Linked DNA regions of Homo sapiens: regions 1 and 2 are each linked to region 3. Evidence: chromatin loops called from intact Hi-C (ENCODE). Cell type or tissue: IMR-90. All regions are shown on one strand.

Region 1 (8,000 bases), 770 kb before region 3:
AGAGATTCTCCATGACGGCTCTGCTCCTGCAGCAGGGTTCTGCCTAGACATTTAGGCTTTTCTACACATACTCTGAAATCTAGGCAGAGGCTCCCGAAGCCTTAACTCTTGCACTCTGAACATTGGCAGGCTAAACACCTCATAGAAACACCAAGTTTTATGGCTTGCACATTCTGAAGCAGCAGCCTGAGCTGTATCTGAAGTCCTTTCAGCCACCCCTGGAGGCAGAGGGGTCAGGATATGGGGAGCAGTGTCTTGAGCCTGTGCAGGGAAGTGGGACCCTGGTCCCTGTTCATGAAACCATTCTTCCTTCTTAGACCTACATGCCTGTGATGGAAGGAACTGCTGCAAAGGTTTCTGAAATGCTTTGAAAGTCTTTTCCCCTTTGTCTTGGCCATCAGCATTTGACTATTCTTTACTTATGCAAATTTCTGTAGCTGGCTTGAACTCCTCCTCCAAAAAGGCCTTTTCTTTTCTACCACATGGCCAGCCTTCAAATTTTTCAAACTCGTACACTTTGCTTCCCTTTTAAATATAAGTTTCAGTTTCAGGTCATTTCTTTGCTCACGCATATGAACATAGGTTGTTAGAAGCAGCAGGCTATATCTTGACTGCTTTGCTGCTTAGAAATTTCTCCTGTCAGTAACCTAAACCATCACTCTCAAGTTCAAAGTTCCACATACCCCTAGATGCCTCCAGGCTCTTTGTTAATGCATAACAAAAATGACCTTTACACTAGTTCCCAAGAAGTTCCTCATTTTCATCTGAGACCTTCTTAGCTGGGATTTCATTGTCCATATCACTATCAGGATTTTCAAAGCAACCGTTCAACAAGTCTCTAGGAAGTTACAAATTTTCCTCATCTTCCTGTCTTTTTCTCAGCCCTCCAAATTGGTCCAACCTCTACCTGTTACCCAGTTCCAAATGCAAATTCACATTTTCAGGTATCTTTATACCAATGCCCCTGTCCTTGTTACCAATTTTCCATATTAGTTCATTCTTGCACTGCTATAAAGAAATACCTGAGACTGAGTGATTTATAAGGAAAAGAGGTTTAATTGACTCACAATTCTACAGGTGTACAGGAAGCATGGCTAGGGAGGCCTCAGGAAACTTACAAGCATGGTGGAAGGCAAAGGGGAAGCAGGCATGTCTACATGGCCAGAGCCAGGAGGAAGAGAGAGAGGTGGGAAGTGCCACAGACTTTTTAAATAACCAGATCTAGTGAGAGCTCTATCATGAAAACAATACCAAAGGGGGAAATCCACCCCCATGATCCAGTCACCTCCCACCAGGTCCCACCTCCAACACTGGGGAATCACAACTTGGCATGAGATTTGGGCAGGGATGCAAATCCAAATTATATCACAGTTCTTTCTGGAACGTTGCTCATGTAGCTTCCTACATATGTGCAACTATCCTCCTCTTTTTCTCCTCATACCTGCCTACCCCCTCTGTTCATATTCCCCTCTCAAAATCTCTTTCTGTTTTTCTTTTCTTAGTGACTTTCAAGATGTCCTTTTAACTAGGAATAGAACCTGTCAGATATGCTAACATAACTGTATCTGCTTTCAAATTGTGTGACCTCTTGTTGATGGTGAGCAACATATTTTCAACTTCTGTGAGTGACAGTAGAGTAAAATTCTGATGAGCTGAAGTCAGACTACGCATTTTTGGAAAGCAGCTAAACCTCTTTGAGCCTCCAGGAAGACGTCCTCTCTCTATCAAATGCGGACTTTTAGAAATAATACTCTCTCAGCCACGTATGCCACCCAGTATTATTATCACGTGCCATTACTGTTTGGTAGTTATTTATGTTCATGTCATCTTGGCTAGATTGTGAACTTTTAAAAGGCAAGCCTTCTGCCTTTTACCTTTATATTCCCATGCATGCTTTGTATGCTTAAGTGGTTAGCCACTTAATATATTTTAAAAGAGATAATGTATCCATGTTATTGAGTTAAAATAATCCATGGAAGGCATCTATTACAATGATTGGCATATAGTAGATATTTAGTCAGTTATATTAGAGCACTCAGTCAATATGGGGAATTTTGCTTCATTTCCTCCTCTTTAATTGATTCTCCCATTTCACATACATTGTCCTTCGGCTGATTTTAGGAGCCTATTTATTTATCTGCCTATTTTTCATTTTGAAGTATTTTTTTTGACTTTCAAAGAAGACACAAGAATAGCATAAGGAAATCCCACATTCCATGGATGTATGCTTAGTATATTGTATCAAGGAGGCACAAAACATCCCTTTACTGGTGGTGTTAATTTTGATCATTTGATTAAGGTGGCATCTGTCAGATCTTTCTACCATAAAGATGCTATATTTCATGCTGTTAATAGAGAAAAACCCTAGGCTGGGTAATTATAAAGGAAAGAGGTTTAATTGACTCACAGTTCCATATGGCGGGGGAAGCCTCACAATCATGGCAGAAAGCAAATGAGGAGCAAAGTCACATCTTACATGGCAGCGGGCAAAGAGAGCATGTGCAGGGGAACTCCCCTTTGTAAAACCAGCGGATCCCATGAGACTTATTCACTATCATGACAAAAGCACAAGAAAGATCCACCCCCCATGATTCAGTTACCTACCATCAGGTCCCTCCCACAACGTGTGAGAATTATGGGAGCTACAATTCAAGATGAGATTTGAGTGGGGACACAGCCAAACCATATCAGATACTTTTTTTTTTTTTTGAGACGGAATCTTGCTCTGTCGCCCAGGCTGGGGTGCAGTGGCACGATCTCAGCTCACTGCAACCTCTACCTCCCGGGTTCAAGCGATTCTTCTGCCTCAGCCTCCTGAGTAGCTGGGACTACAGGCTCCCACCACCACACCCAGATAATTTTTGTGTTTTTAGTAGAGACAGGGTTTCACCATATTGGCCAGGCTTGTCTCGAACTCCTGAACTTGTGATCCGCCTGCCTTGGCCTCCCAAAGTGCTGAGATTAGAGGTGTGAGCTGCTGCGCCTGGCCCAGATACTATGTTTTTCCATTGTAGTTCATAAGTGTCTGGTGGGGAAATACTGTAAATATCTTGCTTCTCATCACATTTTTACTAAGTTTAGCCCAGTTTAGCCAGTTTATTAAGTTTAACAGTCCATTGATGATTGTTTCCTGAAACAAATTATCATACAGTTTACCATGTAGTGACTTTTCTATTCACATCATTCCTTCTATATCTATTAGTTAGCATTTTACCATAATAAAGAGTTTTTCTTTCCTCTTCATTTAGCTTTGTATTCATTTGTTAACTTACATTAGTATAGACTCATGGAATCTTATTTTGTTAAATTGATTATGCATCAAAATCATCATTTTGTTTATTTGTTTTTTTTTCTTAAATTGTGCAGATGGTAAAATTGGATGGGTGGCAGAGATGGCTTTGAGTACTCTTGTTTCAGTTTGGGGGTGTGCCAAACAGCAGGCCCAGAGGATAAGCATTCATGTGGTTTACACCAGTTTAACAAGGACCAACATGAAAGAGAAAATAGTTGTAGATTACTCTGAAATATATTGTTTCCTCTGTGTTTCAGGAAATAAAAAGGGTCAGTTGGAGGTAGTTTAGTCACTAAGGCCACTGCAACTTCCTCTCTTAACTCTTAGCAGCTGGAGATGTTTTGCTGTAGACACACAGTTTGAACATAAAAGGTAAAGGAGAGTCAGTATCGCTGTGTTGGCACAAGATGGCAGCAGTCATCCATTGATTTTGCAGCTCAAGGCCTACAGATTTTAAATTAATGGTGTCTTTTGTCTTCGCAGGGACTTCAGTACTAGTGCTAATAACATCCAGATTGATAAAACCAAGCCTTTGTGGCACAACTATTTCTTATGTGGACTTAAAGGAATTCAGGTAAATTGGTTTATAAGGCACTTACTACCAGTTGAGATTATCATGTGTATTCTGTCAGATTTATTTTATTTACTACATCTTTTTCATCTCCTTACAGTACTAACCGATGCTTCTGTTCTATTTTGCTAGTTTGTGTTTCAGAGAGTGGGGAAGATATGACTGTTTTGGGGTGGTGTTCACAGGGGGCAGTAGTGGTTTTTATACAGCTGGCTGTTCATAAATAGGTGCATCTGACAAACATCTGTCTGGTTTTAAAATCTTTGTTTAAACATACTTTTGAGGATATGTTTTAATACTATTATTTACATTTATACTTGGGATGTATAGGGGTATACTGTAATAGGATTTAGAGTCAGCCCAGGTTTGAATCTGGGCTCTTCTCAGCTGTGGTAATTTAACCTCTTAAGTCTCAGATTTATCCATAAAATGATGTCATTGCTATCCTGACAAAGAGTTGTTAAAAGAATTACATAAAGCTTGATGGTAGCCATTTAATAAATGGTAGCTAGTATTGTTATTGCTACTTCAGATGGGATTAAAAAAAGATATAATGAAATGTATTAGTATAAGTATTTTCCAAGAAACATTGAATAATTACTTTGAAAATCTCTAATGTTACATACAAGAACAAGAAAATAAAATGTTTTCACTCTCATAATTGAAAAAGTATCAAGGACCAAAAGAAAATTGATATTTGCTGTTTTTAGAGCCACTTTTATATTGCAATAATTATTTTAGATGTAGTGACTTGCATAGAATCATAGTAGGACAATAAGAAGTAAATTTTGCCTTTGTGAGCTAAAAGTAAACAAACAAACTGACCCATGTTTTAGAGAGCTTGTGTTCCTTACTGCCTGGCAGTCCTATCTGAAACTTTGTAATGAGCAGCTAGGACTTAGTGGCACATCCATTACAGAAATACATCAAATTTATTTCTAATGTGTAGTCCTATACTGTAACAGTGGTGGTTTTTGTTCTTAAAGTTAATGAATTCATTTCTTTCTTTCTTTTGTGTTTTCCTTTCTCTCAGACACATGGTAATAACTTACAGGAAAAGTTATTGGCAGGTTTTAAATCTTCAAATCATCTGGCTTATCATATGCATTAGTGGGAATTACAGTATTTGGAAGCATTTGCCTGGCAAATGCAATTTTAATCTTCCTTGTAACAACATGCCTTTTTGCAGCATATGGGTAAAGTGGCCTAAATAATGCATGTTGCTTTGTGTTATTTTTGAGCATTTCAGGTTTTAAAGCCTTCCTGTTTGGTTTGACAATTTATGTGCAAAAGCAAACTTATACAATGAACTTTTGGCAGAAAGGTAATTTAAATGCTAGCCTGTTCAGAAACTTTCAAATTCAAATACTAGAAAGTTTCAGAGAATAATTCACTTATATTACATTGAACATGTTATCCTTTTGGCATAGAGCTATTACAGAATGTGGCATATACCCATTTGCATTTTGAATTTGTTATACATTTTCATTTAAACATTGCATAATACGTTGTTTTTTGTTTTTGTTTTTTTGTTTTTGTTTTTGTTTTTGTTTTTTGAGACGGAGTCTTGCTCTGTCGCCCAGGCTGGAGTGTAGTGGCGTGATCTCGGCTCACTGCAACCTCTGCCCCCGGGGTTCAAGCGATTCTCCTGCCTCACCCTCCTTAGTAGCTGGGATTACAGGTGCCTGCCACCGCGCCTGGCTAATTTTTGTATTTTTAGTAGAGACGGGGTTTCACTATATTGGCCAGGCTGGTCTTGAACTCCTGACTTCGTGACCCACCCGCCTCGGCCTCCCAAAGTGCTGGGATTGCAGGTGTGAGCCACTGCGCCCGGCTGATAAGTTCTTAAGTGTGATTCCCACTCAAGACACCTGTGTTTGATCAGTTTATATTAAATATATTGTATTCTTCAATTTTTTTTTTTAAACAAGCTGTCTGATATTCTGTATGAAAGGGCATTGGCAACAGTAGAGTTTCAGTTTATAGTTTGTTTGTATATCTGGAAGGAAATTTTTAGATGACTTGAAATCAGGAAGAGAAGTACACCCAGCTAAATTTCTTCTTATTGTGGTGCGAGAATTTTGCTAGCTAGGACAGACAGACAAAAAATTAAGGAAAAAGGTCTTTTATTTGCAGAATTTTGTTGTTATTTTAGTTATTCTAGCTAGCTGATTGAAATTCTCCCTTGTATAATAGGTATGATGAAATGCATAATTAGGTAATAGTATTTCATATGTTAATCTTCAGTCATTTGAGTAATTTGCAAAGACTATGGTACTTTTTCTTGAGAAGGAGGTAGACTTGAATTTATTTGTAAACTTAAACCACAAAGGTTATGATATGATATCATCCAAAGTGTCCTAGTGTTAGAAAGTAATGTAAGTATACTAGAGCTTTCCATATTTAAATCAGAATCTGATTATTTCTTTGGGCTTTCCTATTTGTAGAAATAGAGTTTCCTCAACTTGTTTAGGGTCTGTATTCTCATTTGTGGCTGAATTCTAATTTGACTATCTTTAAAGCTACCATATGGCTAAACTGTATCTATAAACTGTAGTAAGCATCTGGATTTTCTCATGTAGCTGGCATATTAAATCACAATGACGGTTTGCTGGCTCAGGTTTCTAACTGCAGTGGAAAAGTTTTCAAACAGGATTCAGAGACCTGGGCCCTACTCTCGTCTCCCTATGTGTCATCTTGGGAAAGTTTCTTCATCTCTTGGTGCCTAGGTTTTTTCATAAGTAAAACAGAACTGAGAATGTTTGGAACTCCTTTTTTTCAGAGAACCTTCTAAAGTAAGGCACTCCTTAGAAACAAGTCACTGCTTGGGGGCTGGACTTTTATAATAACAGAATGCTGGAGTTGTGCTGCATGGAGATTTAAATTACCTCACAGATAATTGTATATTTCTTGTCCTGCTACTTGACAAATTGGATTATAATTGTTTTATATTTTTTCCATATTTGTTCAAATCAATTAATACTCAAGAAAAAGAACATTCAAGGCAATTTTATATTTTTTCCATATTCAAATCAATTAATATTCAAGAAAAAGAACATTCAAGGCAAGAAAATTAAAGGCATTTAAGGGAATTACTCTGTGGCTAAGAGTCATTAAATAAAATGTCACATATAGTCTCAACTAAATTGAATTGCATAAGTAGTTTCTATAACTATTATAAGTCTATTGATAGACTTTTGTTCTCTGGGGAATGAAAGAAGCTTTCACTACTCCTTGAATTCAATACTGAATTACTGTTGCTGTTTTTCCTTATATTCTTAGGAACACTTTGGTCTTAGTAACCTGACTGGAATGAACTGCCTGGTAGATGGAAATATCCCACCAAGTTCTGGCCTCTCCAGCTCCAGTGCTTTGGTCTGTTGTGCTGGCTTGGTGACGCTCACAGTGCTGGGAAGGAATCTATCCAAGGTAACTACCTTTGATAGGAAACCTCATAGAACCCTCTCCTAATAATCATTAGCATCCAAATCTCAAATCAGAATGCCTTCCTTGATTGAAAAACTGTCTTCTCTAAAAGGACTGCACATGTGGGCAAGCATTGTAACTTAACAAGTGATAAATCACTATAAAGTAGCTTATACCCTCCAAACAGTGAGTGAATAGATCTGTGAATAACTGTATAAAAATACATTGTATTAAATATGGGATTTGAATGTATGGATATCATTTTAGATCACCTCATTCACAAGTTAAATTTAGGGCAAGAAATTCTTCCTCTCATGGTTGAGCCTGCTTATTTTCACCCAAAACCTTAAATTAAAAATTTGACAAGTAGTGGGTTACAAGGGTAAAGACTAGGTAATAAAGGAACTGAATATGCCAGCAGATTAGTCACAGAAATAAACTTTAAAATATTGCATTACAAGACGAAATGCTTATTTAAAGGAAATATAAATTGTACAAGAGGTCAGAAAGCCTCAAGTTTATAAGTTCACATAAATCTCTGACTCTGCAGTTTAGAGCAGGTGTGCTCAGCTTTAATTAATGCTTTAGCATTCTGGTTCAAATAAAATGTTATCATAGGTTCTTTTTACCCCATGTACATATACTACCAGGTTTACGGATGGTTTGGACAGATCAAGAGAAAGGCAGCCACATGCTTAGTCTCTTTTAAGC
Region 2 (8,000 bases), 320 kb after region 3:
CAGGAATTACTACCAATAATTACATGTTAAAGCTTAGTCTATTTTGTTTTGAATTTCCGTAATTTACAGCTTATAGAGTTGTTGTGAGGATTATGGCATGTACTAGACAGGAAAACTCTATAAAAGCATAAAGTACTAGTTCCACGTGAATGGTTACTAGCACTCTTAAATAAGAATATGAATTTTTAAAATGTTTACACCTATTATATTTAATAAGCCTTTACTCACATTAAAAATTTAAAATAAACTTGCTATATAATTCTTATGCTCAATGAGTACAATTATAAATCCAATATAAATCTCCTAAAGATTTTCTCCACTCCAATTTTGTATTACACACACATCCCTACACACACCCAGTCTTTAAAATGTTCATACTCTTTGACCTAGTAATTCTACTCAAATAAACCCATCATAAGGAAACTATTCAAAAATCTAAATATATCAATACTAATGTTATTTAAAATAAGGAAAAAAACAACCACAAACAATGATTAAAGAAATTAAGATATGTCATAATGGAATACTGTAGTGATTTATTTCTTTTACATTATGAACAATTTGTAGTATATATAAACTAGACAGTCATATAATAAACTCCCACATAGCCATTTAGTTTAATATTATCAATTAATGGCTGACTCATTTCCCAACTCCACCCATTGTTTTCAATCAAGTGTTAGACATTATATAATATTATCTCTAATATTTCAGTACAGATCTCTAAAAGATAAAAATATTTTTAAAATAATACTATATATATTCATTTGAAAATATTTACAAACAGTATGTAACAGTTTAAGAATCAGGACTCTAAGTTGTATATATACCATGATCTTAATAGAAAAACACTTGGAGCCGAGTGTAGTGGCTCATGCCTGTAATCCCAGCACTTTGGGAGGCCGAGGCAGGTGGATCACCTGAGGTCAGGAGTTCAAGACCAGCCTCGCCAACACAGTGAAATCCCACCTTTACTAAAAATAAAAAAATTAAAAGAATTAGCTGGGTGTGGTGGCTGACGCCTGTAATCCCAGCTACTCCGGAGGCTGAGGCAGAGAATCGCTTGAACCCGGGAGGCAGAGGTTGCAGTGAGCCGAGATTCTGCCATTGCACTCCAGCCTGGGCAACAAGAGCAAAACTCCGTCTCAAAAAAAAAAAAGAAAGAAAAAAAAAAACCACTTGGAAACAATACACCATTGTAATGAAAACTATGAATTTTCCCTTTTTTCTACTTTTTTCTAAGTTTTAATTTTTTTATAGCAAGCATATATTACTAATATAATATTAAAACTTTTATTTAAAAGCTTTTTTTCAAAATTAGGTTACAGATAAGCTTAATAAAGCCTTTAATGCACCACATTAGATATTGAGGCTGGGCGCGGTGGCTCACGCCTGTAATCCCAGCACTTTGGGAGGCCGAGGCGGGTGGATCACGAGGTCAGGAGATTGACACCATCCTGGCTAACATGGTGAAACCCCGTCTCTACTGAAAATACAAAAAATTAGCTGAGCGTGGTGATGGGTGCCTGCAGTCCCAGCTACTCGGGAGGCTGAGGCAGGAGAATGGCGCGAACCCGGGAGGCGGAGCTTGCAGTGAGCCGAGATCGCGCCACCGCACTCCAGCCTGGGCGACAGAGCAAGACTCCGTATCAAAAAAAAAAAAAAAATTAGTTATTGAAAGCATTTTTCATAGTAAAAGTATGTAAAATATGACTCCAAGTAAAATTTAGCATACTATAATCATGTGTACGTGTATGAAAATATTCCAAATTTAGTTGCCTACAGTCTCATAAGAAAACAATTTCAATAATAATAAAAACAGTCCCTAGCATCTTGCTCTTTATCTACATTGTCTCATTTTATCTAAAGGGCCTTAACAAGATCATTATTGTCTCCACTTTGCAGAGGAAGCAAGTAAAAAGTAAAAAGATTTACCAAAGAACACTAGTTTTGATCTTAAAATCAGACCCTTATTCTCAATTCTTCCTGTGTTCTAAGTTGAAGAACACTAGGAATCTGCTGGGATATAAAGGGCATGTCCTCCAAGGATTTAAGTTTAGTGTCTCCCAGTGTAATTCCTTTGAAACGAAAAATCATCACATGAACTCTGGTATATTTGGATTTTTTCCTCCATGCCCATTTTACCTAATGGAGTTTTTTTCCCCTTTATTTTTAAAATAAATGATATTTTCAAATATTATATCCATATATGTATCTCCCATATACCCCTTTTTCAGAAAACCACTAGATGACGTGTTCCACCAAAACCAAAAGTAAACTAGAAAGAATAATCAAGGGCTTCAGGAAATAAAGATCCAACATAGAATAGGAGAGAGTACCCAAAATGATGGTGAAGGGAGACCCCAAGACAACAGCTGTGACACAGACCTAGAAGGCAAACCCAGATGGGAGCCAGAGAACAGAGTTCCAGGAAGGAGGTCTCCAAGGAAAAGACAGGCTGGTAAGTCTCCTAAGAAGAGAATGAATGTCAGTGGAGAGTTTGGGATGCGTTAATGACGGATACAAGAAAACTAAGAAAAGAAAAAACTAGACTATTTTTCAGAAGGGAGAAAAAAACTATACCATAAAGGTATACATGTCTCTTGTACAGTTTTTCCTTTACACACACACACACAGAGATATGCACACGCATTTCCTTTGTGGTATAGGCGTGGATTAGCTAAGAATAATAGTTCCTGGGGTGTAATGTAAAGCAAAATTTTCAGTGTAATCCTATTGAAAAGATAAATGGTGAGGGAAAATATGCATAGGAATAGCTTAAAACAGCTGAAGCCTCATCTTCCTAAGTAGAAAGTCAAAAGGTATCTAATGTGGAAAAAAATCAAGAAATAGCACACATTTGTTATTTAGAAATATGAAGAGCTAATCATAAAATGGAGACCTCTGGGAAAGAGGGTTCTGGGGTGGGAAGAAATAACACAACTGAGTGTAGGATTTTCATAAGAAGGCTTATTTTTTTACTTTTTCAACTATGTGCACATATAATTTTTTCTTCCTTAAAAAAAGTTTTTATTTTTATAGATTCAGCAGGTACAGGTGCAGTTTGTTACACGTATATATTGCATCGTGGTGAAGTCTGGGCTTTCAATGTGTCCATCACCTGAATAGTGAACACTGTACCCAACAGGGAATTTTTCAACCCTTGCCCCTCTGCCACCCTCCCCGCTTTTGGACTCCCTAGTGTCTATTATCCCCCTCCGTATGTCCATGTATAACCACTGTTTAGCTCCCACGTATAAGTCAGAACTGTGCATGTATACTTTCATAAAAATTACAGGGCTGGGCACAGTGGCTCATGCCTATAATCCCAGCACTTTGGGAGGCTGAGGCGGGCAAATCACGAGGTCAGGAGTTCGAGACCAGCCTGGCCAACATGATGAAACCCCGTCTCTACTAAAAATACAAAAAATTATCTAGGCATAGTGGCAGGCGCCTGTAATCCCAGCTACTCGGGAAGCTGAGGCAGGAGAATCGTTTTGAACCCAGGAGGCAGAGGTTGCAGTGAGCCGAGATCACACCACTGCACTCCAGCCCAGGCGACAGAGTGAGACTCCGTCTCAAAAATAAATAAATAAATAAATAAAATCACAATAAACAAACACATGTTTACTGTACATAAGAATTATACAGTTTAAAGTCATCTCAACACATCCTTGTGTTCTCAGAAGTAACCACTATCTAAATGTTTAGTGTGCATCCTTCCAGATCTTTTCTATGCATATTAGAAACACATACACACAATGCTTACTTCTTTTTAAACAAAAACACACAAAGGGGTCAGGCGGGTGGGCAAAAATAAAAAATTAAAATTAAAAAACACACAAAAAGGGGATCATACTAAATTGTTTGGCAACTTGCCTTTTTCCCCATTCACAAGCAATCCTCTTTTTTTCATTTTACTTTTTTGAGATGGAGTTTCGCTCTTGTTGCCCAGGCTAGAGTGCAATAGCACAATCTTGGCTCACTGCAACCTCCGCCTCCCTGGTTCAAGCAATTCTTCTGCCTCAGCCTCCCAAGTAGCTGGGATTACAGGCATGCACCACCAGGCCCGGCTAATTTTTGCATTTTTAGTAGAGATGGGGTTTCGGCATTTTGGTCAGGCTGGTCTCAAACTCCTGACCTCAGGTGATCCACCTGCCTTGGCCTCCCAAAGTGCTGGGATTACAGGCGTGAGCCACCACTCAAAGGCAATCCTCTTGTTTTTTCAGTGAAATCTTCCTGTCTCTGTACACACAGTCTTTTTAGTGGCTGCACAGTACTATGGAGTGTGACAGGCTGAATAATGCTCCCCCAAAGATGTCTAGATACTAATTCTCAGATCCTGTGAATATGCTACCTTACATGGCAAAAGGAACTCTGCAGAAATGATTAAATTAAGGATCCTGACTAGGGTGGTTATCCTGGATTATCCAAGTATGATGTAATCACAAGACTTCTTATAAGAGGGAGACAGGAGGATCAGAATAGGAGATGTGACATTGGGAGCAGAAGGTCACAGTCAGGGAGAAGGAAGCAGAGATCAGAGAGAGAATGAGAGAGATTTGAAGATACTATGCTGTTGGCCTTAAAGATGGAGGAAGGGGTCACAGGTCAAGAAATGCATGCCTTCTTTAGAAGCTAGAAAAGGAAAGAAAACAGATTATCTCCTAAAGCTTCCAGAAGGAACAGTCCTGCCGAAATCCTAATTTTAGGTCTTCGGACTTCCAGAACTATAAAATAATAAATTTATGTTGTTTTAAGGCACTAAGGTTGTAGTAATTTGTTATAGCAAATAGGAAATTATTACACGATAGGAATAGGAAACAAATACACACAGTATACTAATTATATGATCCTGTTTTAATTTTTCACCTTTACAAATAGTGCTGCAATACACACGAGTTAGCATTGTTCTAGAAATTATGGTGAGAAGCAGGATTGCTAGACTTGTTTAAAATCACATTTTAGTTGTAATTAGACACTGCCAAATTATCTACCAAAAGATTGTAGCAACTTATACTCCCACTATCAGTGTACAAGAATAACTGCTTCTCCATAAGGTCTCCACTCCCCACAGAGAGAACCTTGATCTCAGAGCTAGATCTTCCAAAAGTCAAGACCACTTCCAGTGAAATCATACTCACAAAGCTGATGAAAAACTTCCTTCTAGGATAACTTTCTTTCAGTAACCATAACCTGAGGACATCCCACCACATAAGGAGAGAAAGACTTAAGAAGTAAAAGATGCGGCAACCCTTTTATCGCTTTTAAAGTCTGCATTAAAAGGGCATTCTGTTAGCCAGGCATGGTGGCTGGCACCTGTAGTCCCAGCTACTCAGGAGGCTGAGGCAGGAGAATCACTTGAACTCAGGAGGCAGAGGTTGCAGCGAGCCGAGATTCCGCCATTGCACTCCAGCCTGGGCAATAGAGCAAGACTCCGTCTCAGAAAAAAAAAAAAAAAGCTCAATAAATATTAATCCATTGAATGAACAATATTTGGCACACAGTAGAAACTCCAGAAATACTTGGAACCAAAATCGTCATAATGTTTGCCTTTTTTAAATGTAATCTAAATTTCACAAACCCTAGGAAATATCATAATAGAATGCTTACTGAATTCCTAAGTCAGCCTTGTTGTAACAAAATTTCTTATAACTAAACAAGGCTGGAACTTGCCTGGATATTATCTTTTTATTGGCAGCAACTCAAATTAACAGATGTGACCAAAAAAAAAAAAAAAATCTGAGGTCAATTCGGTTTTCTAGTCAAAAGAAAAAATTGTGAACATAATAAATGTAGATATTGGCTTTGTCTGAGACCCTCAGAATTACTCTTGGACCTGCCCAGTTAGCATAGAAAAATCTAGGCAGGAAGCCAGAACTTGTCTAATAACTAGCAATAATATTACAAAGCAAAATCAGCTCAGGACCACCCTCAATGACAGTAGATCAAATCAGTACACCAAACTGAGTTCAAAGGTTTCAAATGGGTATATTCTAAAACTGAGGTGTCCAGGCTGGGCACAGTGACTCATACCTGTAATCCCAGCCCTTTGGGAAGCCAATGCCAGAGGATAACTTGAGGTCAGGAGTTTAAGACCACCCTGGCCAACATGGTGAAAAATACAAAAAAAAAAAAATTAGCCGGGCATGGTGGTGCATGCCTGTAGTCCCAGCTACTCAGGAGGCTAAGGCAGGAGAATCACTTGAATCAAGGAGATGGAGGTTGCAGTGACCCAAGATTGCGCCACTGCACTCCAGCTTGGGTGACAGAGCAAGACTCCATCTCAAAAAAAAAGAACTGATGTGTCCAGTACAGTAACCACTAGTTATACAAGGATACTGGGCATTGAAATGTGGCTAGTCCAAATTGAGATGTGCTATAAATATAACATACCAGATTTTGAAGACTTGCTATCAAGAAGGAATGTAAAATATTTCATTAATAACTTTTATACTGATTACCTGTTGAAACAATATTTTGGAAGGGCCAGGCACGGTGGCTCATGCCTGTAATTCCAACACTTTGGGAGGCTGAGGCGGGTGGATTGCTTGAGACCAGGAGTTCAAGACCACCCTGGGCAACATGGCAAAACCTGGTCTCTACAAAAAATACAAAAAAATCAACCAAGCATGGTGGCACATGCCTGTAGTCCCAACTACTTCGGAGGCTAAGATGACAGAATAACCTGAGCCTAGGAAGTCAAGGCTACAGTGAGCCATGATCGCACCACTGCACTCCTGTCTGGGCAACAGGAGTGAGACCCTGTCTCCAAAAATAATCATAATATTTTGGATGTAAGGGATTAAACTCTATTACGAAAATTAATTTTGCTGGGCACAGTGGTGTGCACCTGCAGTACCAGCTACTTGGGAGGCTAAGGCAGGGAGGTCACTTGAACCTAGGAGTTTGAGACTGTACTGCACAGCGGCTACTAGAAATTTTTAAATTAAATCTGTGGCTGCAGGCACCACTGCAGAGGAATGGGAAGCTGCTACCCTAGGATCAGGCCCATGGGGGAAATGGGAAACCTTGGTACTGCAGTAGTTCCTGCTAGCCCATCATTTTTAGGAGCCATGACAACAAAACCAATCATAATTAATAGAATGCACTACTCTCACTACAGGCCCCAGAAGACAACATACATGCCCTTTATTTATCCCTGCCTAAGGGAAAGAAAAAAAACACGTGCAGAGGCAAGAAGTGGCTGAGGACCCAGAGTGAGGCAGGGAGAGGTCACTCAGCCTTTCTACGCCTCAGTTTACACACCTGTAAAATGAGAGTAATAGCACAACCTCTCTCACAGGGTTGTTCTGAGGATTAGAGGCAATTAGCCAGGCACAGTTGCTTCCAGTATTTGGGGAGGCTGAGGCAGGAGCATCCCTTGAGCCCAGAAGCTCAAGACCAGCCTGGGCAACACACAGAGAGATAGCACCTTTCCCTAAAATAAAATAAAAAATTAGCTGTATGTGGTCCTGTCTTCCTGTAGTCCCAGCTACAGCTACTCAGGAGGCTGGGGCGGGAGGATCGCTTAAGCCCAGAAGTTTGAGGCTTCAGTGAGCCATGACTGTGCCACTGCACTCCAGCCTGGGCAACAGAGTCAGATCCTGTCATTAATTAATTAATTCATAAATAAATAAATAAAATTTAAATTTAAAAAAATGGCTGGGTGTGGTGCTCATGCCTGTAATCCTAGCACTTTGGGAAGCCAAGATGGGTGGATTGCTCGAACCCTGGAGTTGGAGACCTGCCTAGGCAACATGGCAAAACTCTATCTCTACAAAAAATACATAAAAATTAGCTGGGCGGGTGGCACACACCTGTGGTCCCAGCTACTCAGAAGGCTGAGATGGGAGGATCACCTGAGCCCAGCGAGGTCAAGGCTGCAGTGAGCTGTGATTGCACCACTGCATTCCAGTCTAGACTACAGAATAAGACCTCATCTCAAAAAAAAAAAAAATTTTTTTTAATGAGTTCATTGATGGCAAGCGCCAGGCCAA
Region 3 (8,000 bases):
GGATCCAGTTTCAGCTTTCTACATATGGCTAGCCAGTTTTCCCAGCACCATTTATTAAATAGGGAATCCTTTCCCCATTGCTTGTTTTTCTCAGGTTTGTCAAATATCAGATAGTTGTAGATAAATCATGCTGCTATAAAGACACATGCACACATATGTTTATTGTGGCACTATTCACAATAGCAAAGACTTGGAACCAACCCAAATGTCCAACAATGATAGATTGGATTAAGAAAATGTGGCACATATACACCATGGAATACTATGCAGCCAAAAAAAATGATGAGTTCATGTCCTTTGTAGGGACATGGATGAAATTGGAAATCATCATTCTCAGTAAACTATCGCAAGAACAAAAAACCAAACACCGCATATTCTCACTCATAGGTGGGAACTGAACAATGAGAACACATGGACACAGGAAGGGGAACATCACACTCTGGGGACTGTTGTGGGGTGGGGGGAGGGCGGAGGGATAGCTTTAGGAGATATACCTAATGCTAAATGACGAGTTAATGGGTGCAGCACACCAGCATGGCACATGTATACATATGTAACTAACCTGCACATTGTGCACATGTACCCTAAAACTTAAAGTATAATAATAATAAAATGAAATTTAAAAAAAAGTATTTTCCAGGACTCCTGATTAATGCCTTCATTGTCATTCCACACTCTTGCTTAATCTGCCTGAGTATCTTGATAAACTTCAAAGTGATTTTCAGCATAAGAAACAATACCAAAAGATGCTGTGTACCCCTTATTCAGAATTGCATCTTACTACAGTTTCACATCTTGCAAAATATAGTATAATATCACAACCACGATATTGATATTGAAATAGTTAAGATACAGAACACTTCTATCACTGCGGGATCCCTCAGGTTGTGCTCCATAGCCGTACCCACCTCCCTGCCTTTCCCACCCCATCTTAACACCTGGAAACTACTAATCTGTTCTCTATTTCCATGATTTTGCCTTTTCAAAAGGCAAAAATTTTATAAACAGAATTATACTGTATGTGACCTTTGGGATTGGCTATTTTTTGTCAGTATAATTCTCTGAAGATTCATCCAGAGTGTTACATGTATCAGTAGTTCACTCATTTTCATTGCTAAGTAGTATTCCATGGTATGGATGTACCACAATTTATTCAACCATTGACTTATTGAAGGATATTCAAGTTGTTTTCATTTCTGGATGTTATGTATAAAGCCACCATAAACATTCATGTACAGGTTTTTGTACAAACATGTCTTCATTTCTCTGGGATAAATGCCCAGGGGTGAAATTGTTGGGTTGTATGTTAACTGCATGTTCAGTTTTTAAGAAACTACAAAACCATTTTCCAGAGTGATTGTAGCATGTTACATTCCCACCCACAATGTATGAATAATCCTGTTTCCCTACTTCCTTGCTAGCATTTGGAGTTGTCACTCTTTTTCATTTTAGCCATTCTGATAGGTCTGTAGTGAGATCTTATTGTAGTTTTAGCTTGTATTTCCTCAGTAGTTAATGATGTTGAGCATCTTTTCATGTGCTTATTTGCCATTTGTACGTCCTCTTTGGTGAAATGTCTCTTTTATGTCATTTGCCCATTTTCAAATGGGATGGTTTGTTTTTTTACTATTGAGTTTTAAGAAGTTTTTTTAAAATATATTCAAGATACAAGTCCCTGGTCAAATAGATGGTTTACAAATATTTTCTTCCAGTCTGTAACTTATCTTTAAGTCCTCCTAACAGGAACTTCTGTGGAACAAAAATTTTTAATTTCTTGAAGTCCAGTTTATCAAAGTTTTCCTTTTATGGATTATGTTTACTGTGTCAAGTCTAAGAATCTGACCAGACAGCCCTAGATTTCAAAGATTTCCTCCTATTTTTTTCCTCAAAGCTTTTTATACTTTACATTTGAAATCAATTTCTGTAATACTTATAGAGCTATTCAAATTATCTATTTCATATTAAGTGTATAGTCTTTTTTTTGAGAAAGTGGTCCATTTCTTCTAAATTGTCAAATTTATGTGTGCACAGTTGTTTGTAGTATTTCTTTTTTACCTTTATAATGTCTTCAGGATCTATACCAAATTTCCATGGTTCATGCATAATATGCTAATTTGTGTCTTCTCTTTTTTTTTCTTTTATCAGTATTCTTAGAGGTTTGTCACTTGTATTGATGTTTCCAAAGAACTAGCTCTGTGTCGTTGATTTTCTTTATTTTTTTTGTTTTCAAGTCTATTTATTTCTGCTCTTATCTTATTATCTCCTTTCTTATGCTTCTTTGGGGTTTATTTTGCTGTTTTCTAGGGTTTTTAGATGAATGATGAGATTATTTATTTGAGAATTTTTCTCTTTTCAAATGTATGCCATAAATGTTCCTCTCAGAACTGTTTTAGTTGTGTCTGAACTGTTCTGTCCAAAGTAGGGTCCCACAGACTAAAGTACTATTTGAATAGCTCAATATGACAATAATTTGGAAGGCACCAGTTAAAACCATGGACTCTGGTGTCAGACTGCCAGGTTCGAGTCCTGGCTTCACTCTTCAGATGCTTTGGACAAATTACCTAGGCTCTCTAAGCCTTGATTTCATTGTCTGTACAATAGGGCATAATTACATAGCACCTACATCAGGATTAAATGATAAATTCCATCTAAAGAACACAAATACATAGTGTCATTAAAATGTAAGCATTCAATAAATGTTTTTATGCCAGACAAACTAAATCCTCTGAAACAGAACTGCTATATGGTCTATAACTAAATTCTAAATTAATATCAACATCAAAACTGCATCATATTCTGTTTCTCTCTTCTTTTTCTATGTCTTCATTTGACACAGTTCCAAAAGGTTGCCTTTTAAAGTAACATCAGTCCTTCCTTCCCTCCTCAAGGAATCTTGATCTCTACCCCTCTCATTTTCCCTATAAAATCACTTGAAATCAAAACAAGCAAAAACTTTTTTTAAAAAATCTAAGGAATCTTACTGAAGATTCTCTGTGTAAAGTTATTCCTGTATATAAGTTTCGCTCACTGTTTCTGCAAGAAAATAAATTTAAGAGAAAAAACAGTTTCAAAATTACTGTAGAGTAATTAACTATGGACTTTGCAATGTAAACTCCTATGTCTCCCAAGAAGATACTGAACAAGGTTAAGTCTTATCTCTAAAGACATTACTTTTAAATAAATTAAAAACCAACCAAATTATTCTAATTTTAATAACTTACCCATCAAGCTCAGCAGTTTCAACATAACAGAGACCATGTGGCTCACTACTTGATAGGAGAAGTAAATCAGCCTATTTTCAAAAATCATAACAAAAGAATACTTGAGAAGTTAGATTGGTTGAAAGTCTTCTACAGTATATCACCTCTTGACTACTAAAGAGGCAACAGAGCCTCAGAAACAGAGTAAAAGAAGTGAGATCCTGTTCTACCTCTATGTCATATGCCCTGAACCAAACCCTCCCTCTTCCCTGTTCCTCCTTTATATGCCCCTTGACTATCACAACATAAGCAAGGAAAGGAGCTATCATATGAATTAATAGCCACTTGATTCACCTTTTTTTAATGAAACATATAAATTCTATTTTCTTGCTTTGATAATTACTAACATAAAACTCTCTCCAATAAATAATTGGAAATATATGCACAAACTTTAATTACCTAGTGTCATCAGTTAAAAGCAGGGAGCAGGCAAAGGAGATGGGGAAAAGACAGAAGGGAAATAGATGGAGGAAACTGAAAAAATAAAATAAAAATAAGAGGGGCAAGGAAGTTAAGAAAGAGATAAAGATGGAAAGAAAAAAGTAAAAGATGGTAGGGAGTAAGAAAGAGGAGAGCTAAGATAAAGTAGGGACTAAGGAAAACAGCAAGACAGAAGAGAAAATGTAGTCAAAGGCAGTGGGAAAAAATCAGATACTGAGTAGTTTGGATTTTTCAGAGATAAACAGTTCTATTCTGATGTCCAATTGAGCTTTGCATATCACCTATCACAATTCAGTTTTAGCATCCTGGTAGCTCTCTAAATTGGCAAAGTGCTTATTGATTTTATTTCAAAGCTCTAAACTTATTTTAAAAATAAGTGTTTTTATAAAATTTTGAAGGGTCTGAATGTCTAAAAAGAATTGGCTTAAATTTTAGCAATTTAGTTTGAGACATTAGCCTAACAATTTTCTAGCTATGTCTGAATGTATGATTGGCATTCCAAATCTGTGATATTTTCTTACCTTTATTTTTAAAAACATTAGAATTGCTTTGTTCTTGAATCTTGGGGGTTAAATTTAGAATCAACTTACTTTCTTGATTGTCTCAAGCTTTTAAATTTGCAACTCAAAAATAGGGTGTGCATGTGTGTGTGTGTGTGTGTGTGTGTGTGTGTGTGTGTGGTTTTGTCTAAACTGGGATAAAACAGAGCTGGGGAAAAATACCCTGTGACGGCCCCTAAAAGAATAAGTGGGTTTGCATTAGCAAGGCTCTTACACAACTCTGAATCAAAGAGCCACAGAAGCTTGTTGAGGCAGAAATTCTCTGACTTGTCACACTGTGAACAGAGGAAAGCCACATAAAGAAAGTGATGCCGCTCTTGGGCCAAAAACTACCCATCCTGATTTTAAAGGAAAAAAAAATTTTTTTTGAAAATTCACCTTGATCTTATTTCCCACATTCAAATTTCAATGCATAAAACCAGGCACAAGGCACTAAACAGCAATAGAGCTTAACAGTCAGTCTATGGGCCTGCACCTCTCCTCCCCTGGGCTTAAAAGGCTCATGTTAAACAAAATCCAAAATTCTCTAATCCTAAGAATCTGTGATTGAATATAGAGAAAGATGCCTATTTGTACCCAGGGCTGCTTTTCTTTGAAACTCGAATCCAGTGTTACTGTTGAAGACTGGGTGGGGCTGCACTGACACTCACACCATGGTAAACAAGGGGTGGAGTCCCTGCACACAGCTGGCTAGGAACATGTGACTGAGGCGCCACTGCCATCTGGCGGTCAGATTCTCTCCTGAGCAGTGACCCAGCTTCCCACAGGCTGACCCCCATAGGTTCCGGGCTAACTGTTCTTGCTCACTGTACTCTCCAGGACCAAGACGCCTACCTTCCCCACCTCCGCCCATCTCCCCAGTTACCAGCTTTTTCTTTGATGTTCTCTGAACCTTCCTCCTGCTTTCCTACTCCTTGATGGCCTTGCTGCACTCCCTTCATCCATCCTCCCTTCTCCCTGTCCCTCTGCTGAGGCCTGCTGTTCCCTTTTGTTAACCTCGTCCTTCAAGGCGTTAATTCATTGTGGTTGAGGAGGGAGTGCGAAGGGAAGGCCCAGCGGGGCCGGGAGGATAAGCGGTCAATGCGCTCATTGTCATGCAGGCAGGCCTATTTTCTAGTGCCCTCAGTCATAATTCTGAAAAGGAAAGGGCAGGAGAGCTGCAGAAAAAGCCCTGCTCATCCCTTGTCACCCGTTTGCCAGAAGTGCTGTGCCAGGAGTGGAGCAACCCATGAATTTTGGGGCCCACTTTCCCCAGGACTCTGAGTCTCACAACAGGCCTCCTCAAGCTGACTCATCCAGTAAATCCTACGGGGACCCAATTCCTAGTTGATCCAGAAACTTGTGTTCCAGGTGTAGGTGTTTATGATTCCAAATAACGTAGCTGATATTTAGTTAGGGTTTACTATGTGTCCAGCACCATCCTAAGAGCTTCACATGCGCTATTTTATTTAACATTCACAGAAATCCTGTAACGCAGGTCTTATTGTTATCTCCACTTTACAGATGAGCAAAGTAAGGCCCAGAGGGCTTCTGTAACTTCCTCAAGGTTACACAGTAAGGGTAGGAGCCAGGATTTGAATCTGGGCATACAGTATGAGGCATATACTGCAAGGGATACCAAAATGAGTAAAAATCTCTTTGCTTCAAGGATTTGTATAGTTTAATAAAGGCAGAATATAAGGTTTCTAAGAGCCTCATTAACAAAGTGCTATGAAAGGAGTGCAAATGAGAGTGCAACGTTGGGTTGGTAGTTGAGGAAGGGCATCATGGAATATTCTAGATGCAGTGAAAGGAAGTCCCCAAGGCAGAATGACTAGCAGGAGTAAAGAAGAGGAAAGGAAAAGCGTGAATATCCAAACTCACAAGTGGGCCAGGATATCATTAATTCTGATCAGAACCACCTATCATATGCCCCATATTTACTTTCTTTTGTGAATTATTCATGCCTTTTCTCCTTGCTCTGCCAGGAGAGGCTCTGCTATGTTCTTCATGAAGGAACCAGTGTTTTCCAACACAACGCCCCTTCCCCAACTTCCATGGGCAACAGAAAACAAATATTCCCATCAGAAGGAATCTGAAAAGAATGCACTGAACATATTTGGGTCCTCAGAGCCAAAGACATTGTCCTCATAGGGTTATTAGGCATAATAAATATTTGTTGAGTTAAAGAATAAAGTAAAATGTAAAGCAATGATAACACCCTAAAGCTGTACAATTCTTTAAGGATTTATAAAACCCTCTCTCATAATTGTGTCGTTTTACTCTCTTCACAACCCTGTGAGTGAGTAGTATTATTCCCATTGTATGGATGAGGAACCCAGGAGGTCATATCTGGCCCAGGAGTGAGGGAGGAATAGACTCTACCACACCCACCAGAAGAACTAAATTAACTCATGTAAAGCCCATGGCCCTTCCAAAGTCATTGAGGAACCCAAGGGCCCAAGAGACTTAACACAATCCTCATGGACACTCATAGCTTAAATTGCAGAGCTGGAATTAGAATTTAGAACTTCTGATCCCAAAATGTATGCTCTTTTCCTCTGGTGGGCTACTAAATCACTGGAACACAACTACGAAAAACAGAAAGTATTTCACTTTGTTTTATGTTTTGTTTTGCTTTGTTGGTGTTCAAAAATCAAAACTACAATGGTGAAAGAATATTTGGATTGTGGCTCCATGACCTGATGGAAAGATAAATTTGTAGAATTAAGTTGAACACTTTTGGATCGCCTTTTATTTTTTAGGCCATTCTCACACAGAGTTCTTCATCTTCTCTATCATCTACAACATTATCTTTTATTTTAATCTAAAAATAAAAATAAACCAAATACCTCATGCATTGAGTCAAAAAATGAGAATGAGATCCTAAAAATGAAGTTTATATGGTAATAGGTAACGTTTGTATTTAAAATTTAAATTTCAGGTCCAATAAATGCATATTGATTACTAATATGTACGGGATACATCATTGTTTTTCTAATTACAGTGATTTGAGAAGAATAAGAAAAAGATGGTGACAAAGAAGAGAAGGAAGGCTGAGAATAATAATGGACATCATAAAATTTATTAACAGGCAGGCTGTTCCTCTAGTCAAAAAAAAAAAAAATCCTTGCCTGAATATTTTACCCCCACTTTCTACTGTCATATAAATATGACAAATAGATATATATCAGAGAGAGAGACAGAAAGAGATAGAAAGATAGAGATGGTTTACTTACAGCAAATAGGTTGGAACAACAAGCAACTCTGACGTGAAGTTATAAAACTTAAAAGAGCAATGAGGGCAATGAGACCACCAAAAAAAAAAAAAAAAAAAAAGGCCTCTCTGGAAGTGTGTCCAAGATAGGTGTTGAAAAAGAACAGATGAAATTCCCTGATGAGTCAAGAAAGAGCAAAAGCCCACCCCAGTCACGCCTGGAGTTTAGGTCAAATTAATCATTCTAGCCCTATCATTTCCGAAGAATAAAATTGTCAATTCCTCTATCAGAAGAATGCCTTGGTTTTAAAACAACAATTCTATGAATGCCTTTTTGTGAAGGGAAAGGAAGGACTTTTCAAACAAGCTAAACAACTCAATTCTAGTAATGTTCAAATATGCTCATGCCAAGTAAGGATTTTATTTCTACCATCAGCTAAGAAAAGTGAAACAACACAAGAGTACTGCTGTCCAGTGAAGGAGAAAGGTACACCTGGCTCCCACGGTCCGAGTTCCGGTGGTATCAGGAACTCTGCAGTATGT

Evidence for each region. Hi-C counts contacts between places; a loop is a spot of excess contacts. Peaks named below come from ENCODE experiments on the same cell type or tissue, not always from the same donor. Only the 100,000 strongest peaks of a DNase experiment are listed, where the experiment ranks them.
Region 1: a loop joins it to region 3, with 10 times the contacts of the local background. A loop is called at or near these places in 53 of 110 quality-filtered maps.
Region 2: a loop joins it to region 3, with 16 times the contacts of the local background. A loop is called at or near these places in 2 of 110 quality-filtered maps.

Annotation. Positions count from the first base shown.
Region 1 is chr15:49,232,076-49,240,075 of GRCh38, forward strand. It overlaps GALK2 (galactokinase 2), which reads left to right. Exons shown (of 10, transcript NM_002044.4): 4 at 3,776-3,866; 5 at 7,146-7,292. Among named protein-coding and RNA genes, the nearest start is that of GALK2, 66 kb to the left of the region's middle. RefSeq lists enhancers at 1-172, 173-843. In IMR-90, a CTCF peak has its summit at 3,700 (motif pointing right); DNase peaks (open chromatin) are centred at 3,686 and 6,536; H3K27ac peaks cover 2,183 bases.
Region 2 is chr15:50,316,258-50,324,257 of GRCh38, forward strand. The region is part of intron 1 of GABPB1 (GA binding protein transcription factor subunit beta 1); the gene reads right to left. Among named protein-coding and RNA genes, the nearest start is that of GABPB1-AS1, 34 kb to the right of the region's middle. In IMR-90, no CTCF peak of the experiment used is centred here; no DNase peak of the experiment used is centred here; H3K27ac peaks cover 495 bases.
Region 3 is chr15:49,998,932-50,006,931 of GRCh38, forward strand. It overlaps ATP8B4 (ATPase phospholipid transporting 8B4 (putative)), which reads right to left. Exons shown (of 28, transcript NM_024837.4): 8 at 3,222-3,292. Among named protein-coding and RNA genes, the nearest start is that of ATP8B4, 120 kb to the right of the region's middle. RefSeq lists enhancers at 4,675-4,864, 4,861-5,155. In IMR-90, a CTCF peak has its summit at 4,987 (motif pointing left); a DNase peak (open chromatin) is centred at 4,950; H3K27ac peaks cover 1,976 bases.